2 separate regions of the Homo sapiens genome follow, and region 2 is linked to region 1. A link is a loop called in an ENCODE intact Hi-C map of the cell type or tissue named here. Cell type or tissue: OCI-LY7. All regions are shown on one strand.

Region 1 (5,000 bases):
AGTGGGCCTAGTAGCCACAGGATACACCTTTTTCACAGAGGCTTCAAATCTGCAGCCCCAGGACATCTTGCCCACAGCCCTGGGGAGTTCATGGTTACCCACTAGCTGCCTGAGGTACTTGGAAAGGGCTTTTTTGGAGGCTCAGGAGGAGGAGAGAGAAATATTAATCCTTCACAAACAAATTACCCATGATATACATTCTCTCCAAAAGCAAAAAGTCACTTTTACCCATTAAGAACTCACAATATAATCTTGCGCTGTCTCTGTCTCTAAAATTCTCCAGGCTGAAAAGGTATCCCAGGCTAGCAAATGGACTCATTTCAAGGGTAAATGGAAAAGCTCAGAGGAAACCAAGGCGCTACTTAAAAAAGAAAGAAAAAAGCCTAATGGAGATTTTTTTTTCCCTAAGGAAAATGCAATTGAAAATCATCAAAATCTTTTCTAAGCTGTTCCCAAGTTATAGTCTTTAAGCAAGTGTGTTCCTGGAGAAAGGGCCTGATGACTAGAACCTCAAGAGAAAGCTCAGGTACAACCCCCAGAACGAGAATGCGTATGCTCTTTGTGTGTGTGTGTGTGTCATAGAGGGAGAGGGCTCTACTTCCTCCCCTTACTTCAGAAAGCCCTGAGGATGGGTCAGGGCAACCTTAGGAGTATGCTACCTTTTCCAATCAGGATCCCAGCCTGGCTACACAAGGCACCCTTGATCAAATGAGGAAAAGGCCACTGAGCCCAGCAGGGAGAGAAAAGGAAGGGAGCAGTATTAGCCTCTCGAGACCAAAAGCATTGCAGCCCTGATAGCATACAGGCAGCAAGCTTCCTGGTACAAGCTGATAAGATTTTCCAAGGGAGTTGATAGGAAAGTAAATATTTCCTGGAGAAGGAACCCACTCCCTCAGAGAGCCAGGGTAAGCCTGGAACAGCAGAAAACCAGGGCAGGTTACTCAAACACTGCGATGATCTGCTCAATGGGTCTGTCTCCACGGACCCCCATCCCCTGCCAAACTGCCAGTTCAGCTCACAGGGGAGAAGCTGGGTCCTCTTCAGCTCTGTATCCCCAAAGGTCTAGCTCTTACAGATACAGGTTCACTGGATTCAGAGAGTATGCGTAACATACCTGGCTTAATCAATTTATGTAAAATTTAAGTCCCTTAACCTCTCTGTGGGTAAAAAACCCAGCATGACATCAACTGTGTGATACTAACATTTGAAATGGAGACATCGGTGAAAGCTGATAATCACTCCTTAAGACTTGCATATTCTAAGAGACTGAGATACAGCTGAGGATATACAGACTATATAAAGTTACACAAACTTTTTTTTTTTGAGACAGGGTCTCATTTTGTTACCCAAGCTGGAGTGCAGTGGAGTGATCTCAGCTCACTGCAGCCTTGACCTCCTGGGCTCAAGTGATTCTCTGGCCTCAGTCTCCCAAATATCTGGGACTACAGGCACGTGCCACCATGCCCAGATAATTTTTTGTATTTTTTGTAGGGACAGGGTTTTCCTACATTGCCCAGGCTAGTCTCAAACTCCTGGGCTCAAGTGATCCACCCACCTTGACCTCCCAAAGTGTTGGGATTACAGGTGTGAGTCATTGTGCCCCGCCTATACAGACTTTTTAAAGTTAAAAATATACACACACAAAACAACACACTCAACAACACTATTTTTTTTATTTCCCACCCTACACCAACATACTAACAACACTTTTATGTAGCATTATATTAGCTGCAAATACATCCTCTGGACAGAGACTAACACACAAGATGAATTTCAAAAAGGGCTATATCACAACATTTATACCAAAATGTTAACTGCTATCTCTGGGCAGCAGTTATGCATTAATAATGCAAAGTAAATAATATGCAAATAAATTATGCATATTATTTACTTTGTCAAAGGAAAAGTATTTCTGTAATTTAAAAAGTGATTTTCTAAAAAGTGGCCAGGTTTCTCTGTGTGAGAGCCAGGGTATAACCCAGGAACAGGAACTGCAGCCTATTATCAGGGCTGAACTAAGTAGGGGTTTGGAAGAAACCAGCTCTTCTGGACCACTGATCGCTCTGGACTTGGTCCTCACACTTGTGTTACTGTCTGCTGTGCTAAGTTCTCATCCAGTGATAAAGATACCAATCCTTGCTATCTTCATTTTCAGCATTTTAATTATAATAATTCTATGTCATGTCCTGATTTTTAGAGCATCTCAACTCTGTGGCTCCAAGGAGCCACAATATAAGCAGAATATAATTGATTTTTTAAAAGGCACCAAATTCTACTAGTATAGACAGTTCTCCTGAGAGTGACTTCCATGAAAATCTATGAGAATCTTTAGAGAATGAAAAAAAGCTGTCAGTTTTCAAGACGTTCCTTCTCAAGTTTCCCCTGTGGCTAACCACACTGACCACTGGGAAGATTGCACTAGGTGCCTACGGGCACTGTGCCACACAGGCAGCTGGTGTGGTAAGAGACATACCACCCTATGCACAGGCCCTGGAGCCTGGGCCCTTTCTGTACAGGAATGGCTCATTACTACTGGGAAGAATATATCCTAGGGGAAGATCCGTGTCACCTCGGATGGTCCCCACACCAATGACCTACAGCACTGGACTTGCTCTGCAGAGTGCAGCTGACATAGGGAGGTCCCGACAATGCCTGGTTAGCTCCAATCCTTCTAAGACTGCCCTACTCTATCCCACCTGTGCCTTCCAATTTCCCTTACTACCCAAAGTAGTCTTCTTTTCCTTGCCCACAAAACCAATGTCCTCATTGTTTATAACAAGCTAACTGAAGAAAGCTATGCAAGAGATAATAGGCATATGTGTGTCATGTTTTTTAAGACTGGGTAAAAGTAGTATCAAAGCAGAAAACCAGGCTGCTCCTGGGTGAAAGGGGCCTAAGAACAATGAAGCAAGGCCATCTGGTCTGGAAGCAGCAGACTTCAAAATACCTTGTTTCCCCAGGCCAGCCAGGTCTGGCCAACCCAGCCTGCTCTCAGCCCTCAAGCACAGATCACATCCCATCAGCCAGCTGAATAAATTGGATCTGCAAAGAGCAGTTGTCTTTCCTCACTCCATTACCTCTGAGTGCTAGGCAAACCGAGGCTTTTAAAAAGGCAAAATAGAATGTTCTACATAAAGTACCTGACCAAAACAGATTGTCTCTATCCCCAAGAAGATGGAAAAATCCAAGGGCATCTTTGAGTCTACAGTCCCTTAGTGTCATGACCACACTGTCATCACATGACACTCAGATCCACTGCTGGTGCAGTCATTAGGGAGACCATCATTGAAGTGCTGGACCTGACTGAGTAGGTCTGTCAAGTTAAGGACCTAAGTCAGAAGGAATGAGAGCCTAAGATGGTGCTGAGTCCCCAGTACACTCACTAAAAACCATTCTCATCTGCTTTTGTGAAGAGAGTTGCAATTGAGTACCACCAGAGAAAAACCATCTTACCCGCAGACTCCTCCTCCTTTACCACTGCTAACACATTGTGCTATAGTTAAGTTTGAAGTATTTTAAGGATATTCCCTGACAAAATACAAAACAGTACAATACAGTCATGCATCTCTCAATGATGGAGATATGTTCTGAGAAATGCATTGTTAGGCATTTTTGTCATTGTGTGAACATCATAGTGTACTTACACAAACCTAGGTGGTATAGCCTACTGTACACCTAGGATATATACTATCACCTATTGCTCCTAGGCTACAAATGCGTACAGCATGTTGCTATATTGAATACTGTAGGCAATTTTAAACAATGGTAAGCATCTATGTGTCTAAACATAGAAAAGGTACAGTAAAAATGTGGTATAAAAGATAAAAACTGGTATACATATATAGAGCACTTACCATGAATGGAGCCTACAGGCCTGGAAGTTGCTCTAGATGAGTCAGTAAGTGAGTGAATGTGAAAGCCTAGGACATTACAATACCCTACTGCAGACTTCATATATACTGAACACTTACACTATCTGCCATACACTTAGGCTATACTAAATTTATAAAACAAATTTCTTTCTTCAATAACTAACCTTAGCTTACTGTAACTTTGAAAAAAATTTTAAACTTTTTGACTCTTTACCAACACTTTGCTTAAAACATAAATATATTATACAGCTAAACAAAACTGTTTTTTCTTTATACCCTTATTCTATAAGCTTTTTCTATTTTTAAAATTTATTTATTTTTTACTTTTTAAACATTTTTGTTAAAAACTGAGACACAAACCCACACATTAGCCTACGTCTACAGAAGGTCAGTATCATTAACATTACTGTCTTCCACTTCCACATCTTGTCCCACTGGAGGTCTTCAGGGGTAATAACATACATGGAGCTCATCTCTAATGACTTCTTCTGGAATGTCTCCTGAAGGACCTGCCTGAGGCTGTTTTATGGTTAACTTAAAAAAAAAAAATAGGAGTTCTCTCTCTCTCTGTCTCTCTCTCTCATATATATATATATATATATATATATACTTTTGTTTTGTTTTTGAGACAGAGTCTCACTCTGTTGTCCAGGCTGGAGTGCATTAGCATGATCATGGCTCACTGCAGCCTTGACCTCCCTGGGCTCAAGTGATTCTCTCACCTCAGCCTCTCTAGTAGCTGGGATTACAGGCGTGTATCACCACGCCTGGTTGTTTTTCTATTTTTTTGTAGAGATGGAGTTTGGCCATATTGCCCAGGCTGGTCTCAAACTCCTGGGCTCAAGCAGTCCACTCACTCTGGCCTCCCAAAGTGCTGGGATTACAGGTGTGAGCCATTGTGCCTGACCTTAGTTTATATATTTACTATACTTTAAATTGATATTTTGGAGTGTACTCCTGACCGGGCATGGTGGCTCACAAAAATTAGCTGAGTGTGGTGGCATGCACCTGTAGTCCTAGCTACTTGGGAGGCTGAGGTGGGAGGATCACCTGAGCCCAGAGAAGTCAGGGCTGCAGTGAGCTGTGATCCTGCCACTGCACGCCAAACCACATAAGCCAGTAACACAG
Region 2 (5,000 bases), 410 kb before region 1:
AGAACACATATGCAGATAACCTTTTCAGGCTGACTGATTGGCAAATAGGAAAGCATCTCAGACTCTTCAAAACTTCAGAATAAACAGGATTTGTCCTCTAGTCCACATTAGCTCAGAGACCTACAGCATCAGCCATCAAGAGGTGCTGTTTCTTCTGAGCCCCTTCTTCATTTCAATGAGGAGGCAGCCACATCCATCAGAGAGCTAGATGCCTGCCTCACAGGGAGCATGGGAGAAAGGTGGGAGGAGGCATATAGGCCCAGCACCTGCCTCTGGCCAATGTCCAGAGCCACACAGATAGGAATAGGGAATGGAAATTAACATTGATAAGAGAGTTACAGACATTACCAGAACCAGACTCAAAATATGTCAGAAAACAGTTAAATTAGCTGGACACTCACTGGAATGTCCCCAAGGGGCCTTCAACCAGCCAGTTGAGAGATTTCTAGTATCAGAGAATTAATCATCTCAAGGCAGTTTTTTTCTTCCCTTGAATAGCTCTGATCACACTTCATCAAATGGTTACAGAACCACATTTCACCTCAGGCCTTGTGCTAAAGCCTGAAATACAAAGATGAATCAGAAACATCCATGCCCTTAGGGAATTCCAATCCAGTGGGGGTCGGGGGAACACATAAAAGATAGTTTTTTATGTGTGAGAAATAGCTGTGAGAATATATATAAATTTCTGTTGGTTAAGCCACCAGTCTATGGTATTTTATTACGGTAGCCTGAGCTGACTAAGGCAGTAGTGGTGATGTAACATATCTGATTGCAAAAAAAAAAATTTTTTTTAAAGAGTAATATATCTGGGCCAGGTGTGGTGGCTCATGCCTATAATCCCAGCACTTTGGGAGGCTGAGGTGGGCGGATCACGAGGTCAAGAGATCGAGTCCACCCTGGCTAACATGATGAAACCCTGTCTCTACTAAAAATACAAAAATTAGCCGGGTGTGGTGGCATGTGTCTGTAATCCCAGCTACTCAGGAGGCTGAGGCAGGAGAATTGCTCACTAGAACCTGGGAGGCAGAGGTTGCAGTGAGCCAAGATCACGCCACTGCACTCCAGCCTGAGCGAAAGAGTGAGACTCCGTCTCAAAAAAAAAAGGGAGCAGATATTGTTGAGGATTGATATGTTATACAGGTTGACTATCCTTTTTTTTTTTTTTTTGAGGCAGAGTTTCACTCTTGTTGCCCAGGCTGGAGTGCAATGGCGCAATCTCAGCTCACTGCAACCTCCACCTCCCAGGTTCAAGCAAATCTCCTGCCTCAGCCTCCCAAGTAGCTGGGATTATAGGCATGCACCACCACACCTGGCTAATTTTGTATTTTTCGTAGAGACAGGGTTTCTCCGTGTTGGTCAGGCTGGTCTTGAACACCCAACCTCAGGTGATCTGCCTGCCTCGGGCTCCCAAAGTGCTGGGATTGCAGGCATGAGCCACCACACCCAGCCAGGTTGACTATCCTTTATCCAAAATGCTCCAGACCAGAAGTTTTGGATTTTTTCAGATTTTGGAATATTTGCGTATATATAATGAGATAGATTTGGATGGGACCCAAGTCTGAATACAAAATTCATTTATGTTTCATATACACTTTAGATAATAGCCTGAAGATAACTTTATACAATATTTTTGTCATGATTCCCTAAACAATATAGTATAACAACTATTTACATAGCATTTACATTGTATTAGGAATTATAAGTAATCTAGAGATGATTTAAAGCATGTGGGAGATGTATGTAGGTTATGTGCAAATACTGCAACATTTTATTTATTTATTATTATTATTTTTTTTAGTTTTTTGGGTTTTGTTTGTTTTGTTTTGTTTTTTGAGACAGAGTCTCTCTCTGTCACCTAGGCTGGAGTGCAGTGGTTTGATCTCAGCTCACTGCAACTTCTGCATCTGGGGTTCAAGTGATGCTCCTGCCTCAGCCTTCTGAGTAGCTGGGATTACAGGCATGCACTACCACACCCTGCTAATTTTTGTATTTTTAGTAGAGACAGGGTTTCACCATGTTGGCCAGGCTAGTTGTGAATTCCTGACCTCAGGTAATCCACCTGCCTCTGCCTCCCAAAGTGCTGGGATTACAGGCATAAGCCACTGCACCCAACCTAAAGTTTTAACTGTTTGGATTGTAACCCATCACATATCCAGGATATGAATCATCCCTTTGTACAGTGTATCTACACTGTAGGCACTACTAGCTCGTTAGTAACTTAGGAGCTGTCTGGGTTGTCAGATCAACAGTTACCATATAGCAGTGCCTGTGTTCAGTAACCCTTATTTTACTTAATAATGGACCCCCAGCACAAGAATAGTGATGCCCACAATTCAGATATGCCAAGAAAAGCCATAAAATGGCTGGGCATGGTGGCTCATGCCTGTAATCTCAGCACTTTGGAAGGCCGAGGTGGGTGGCTCACTGGAGGTCTCCAGACTTCAAGACCAGCCTGGCCAACATGGTGAAACCTGTCTCTACTGCAAATACAAAAATTAGCCAGATGTGGTGGTGTGCTCCTGTAATCCCAGCTATTTGGGAGGCTGAGGCAGGAGAATCACTTGAACCTGGGAGGTAGAGGTTGCAGTGAGCTGAGATCTCACCACTACACTCTAGCCTGGGTGACAGAGTGAGACTCTGTCTCAAAAAAAAAAGAAAAGAAAAGAAAAGCCGTAAAGTGCATCTGTCAGAGGCATTCAAATCAGAGCAACTCCATCTTGAACAGGGGCTGGATAAAATGAGACTGAGACCTGCTGGGCCGCAATTTCAGGAGGTTAGGTATCTTAGTCACAAGTTTACATTTCAGGGAACAGAAACAGACCTAAGAAAGAGGGAAATATAGGACAAGTCAGAATATCCAAGCATGTCATAGATGGTCTGTGTAAGTTGTGATAGGTTTCATAAAATGGGAAAAAATATATATATATAGCTGGGTGTGGTGGCGCATGCCTCTAATCCCAGCTACTCCAGAGGCTGAGGCAGGAGAATCACTTGAATCTGGGAGGCGGAGGTTGTGGTGAGCCGAGGTTGCGCCACTGCACTCCAGCGTGGGCAACAAGAGTGAAACTCTGTCTCAAAAAAAAAAAAAAGATAGTCAACCTGTATACATATCAATCCTCAACAACAATATCTGCTCCCTTTCTCTGTTTTACTTGTCTTCACAGCATATTGCAATCAGATATGTTACTTGTTTTTTTTATTTTTTGAGATGGAGCCTCACTCTGTCACCCAGGCTGGAGTGCAGTGGCAGAATCTTGACTCACTGCAACCTCTGCCTCCCAGGTTCAAGTGATTCTCCTGCCTCAGCCTCCTGAGTAGCTGGGACTACATGCGCCCGCCACCACACCTGGCTAATCTCAAAAAAAAAAAAGAAAAGAAAAATGTAAAAACTGGCAAATGAAAAAGCTTACAATAACTGGATCTTCTTCTGTCTGTCTATTTACATATGTTGTGTGTGTGTAATGTTTATATAAAAGAGCTCTAATTAATTGGCTTAAAGAAAAAGCACTTAAATATTTTGTCAGAAAAATTAAAACTTTAATGCCTTTTAGTTCATATGACTTTAGTAATCCTTGGGAAATAAAGACAGTTTTAAAGATTATTGGTAAAATAAAAATGTCTTCAAAATTTATACATTTGGTCTAAATTAGGCAGGTCAGACACTGAGTTTACTAAACTACATAAACTGCTTCCTTGATATGATCATTGTTCAACTTACCTGCTTTGGAACCATTAGATTCTAGGTAATGCCTAGAGACATGTGGAGTTAGCCATGCCCTCTAGCTATGCTGGAAAGATCAGACCTTATCTGCACTTCTGTCTGGTGTCCTAGGCTCCACACCTGGTACATAATTAAAATTGCTTACTTACCAGGTTTTTCACCAAAAAAAAAAAAAAGTTGCTGAGACGTAACATTGTAACATATGCAATTGAGACTAGTAGAGAAACAGTTTTACATGGAAAGTGCGTAAGGAAAGTGAATGTGTTTTTGGCAAAAGATTATAAGAAGGCACAGGAATGTGGATTTTTTTTTTGCCTAGTTTAGGGGGTTAAAGTATTATTTTAAGTTGGATAGGGAAAAGTAGAAGCTTTGAGCAAGTTGTGGCAGGTTTATGAAATATAAATTCTGTCTGTGGACATACTGGCTAAAGTTAAAGGGGTATTCAATTTTTCCATAAATTGAACATTGGAATAAAAGCACAATAGAGTTTTCTTAGAGCACTGATCTGCTCTTTAACAGTAAAATATAGGCTGGGCACTTTGGCTCATGCCTGTAATCCTAGCACTTTGGGAGGCCAAGGCAGGAGGATTGCCTGAGGTCAGGAGTTCAAGACCAGCCTGGGCAACATGGCAAAACCCCATCTCTACTAAACATACAAAAAATTAGCATGACATGGTGGCATGGTGGCAGAGGTGCAGCAAGCCAAGATCACAGAGTGAGACTCTGTTTCAAAAATAAAAATAAAAAAAGAAATGATAATAGATAGAGACACAAAGATTTGTGGCTGCTTAGAAGTGGGGTGGTCAAGGGGAATGACCTCTAATGGGATACAATGCCTGTAATCCCAGACACTTGGGAGGCTGAGCCAGGAGAATCACTTGAACCCAGGAGGCAGAAGTTACAGTAAGCTGAAAGCATGCCACTGCACTCCAGCCAGGGTGACAAAGTGAGATTCTGTCTTAAAAAATAAAGAAAAAATATATAAAGGGTAATAAAAGGTTTATGAGACTCTTACCTTATGGTCAAACTGATTAAAATTGGATATCTTTTTCTATAAGGTTTTATTAAGAATTGGGTTTGACATTAATAGTACACCATTGCATTCCAGCCTGGGTGATAGAGCAAGACTCCATCTCAAAAAAAAAAGAAGACTGGGCATAGGTTGCTTAGAGCCACTCACAGGTGGACAGTCCAGTAGGCAGTTAGCCATAGGGGCTAGAGCTTAGGGGACAGGTTTGGCCTGGCTATAAGAATTTGGGAGCCATCAGTGTAGAAA

What was found. Hi-C counts contacts between places; a loop is a spot of excess contacts. Peaks named below come from ENCODE experiments on the same cell type or tissue, not always from the same donor. Only the 100,000 strongest peaks of a DNase experiment are listed, where the experiment ranks them.
Region 2: it touches region 1 in a loop (2.9-fold over the local background); 1 of 110 quality-filtered maps calls a loop at or near these places.

Annotation. Positions count from the first base shown.
Region 1 is chr5:140,212,465-140,217,464 of GRCh38, reverse strand. All of the region lies in intron 2 of CYSTM1 (cysteine rich transmembrane module containing 1), which reads right to left. Among named protein-coding and RNA genes, the nearest start is that of CYSTM1, 40 kb to the right of the region's middle. In OCI-LY7, no CTCF peak of the experiment used is centred here; no DNase peak of the experiment used is centred here.
Region 2 is chr5:140,626,104-140,631,103 of GRCh38, reverse strand. It overlaps a transcript of TMCO6 not described here. Among named protein-coding and RNA genes, the nearest start is that of CD14, 4.6 kb to the left of the region's middle. In OCI-LY7, no CTCF peak of the experiment used is centred here; a DNase peak (open chromatin) is centred at 2,893.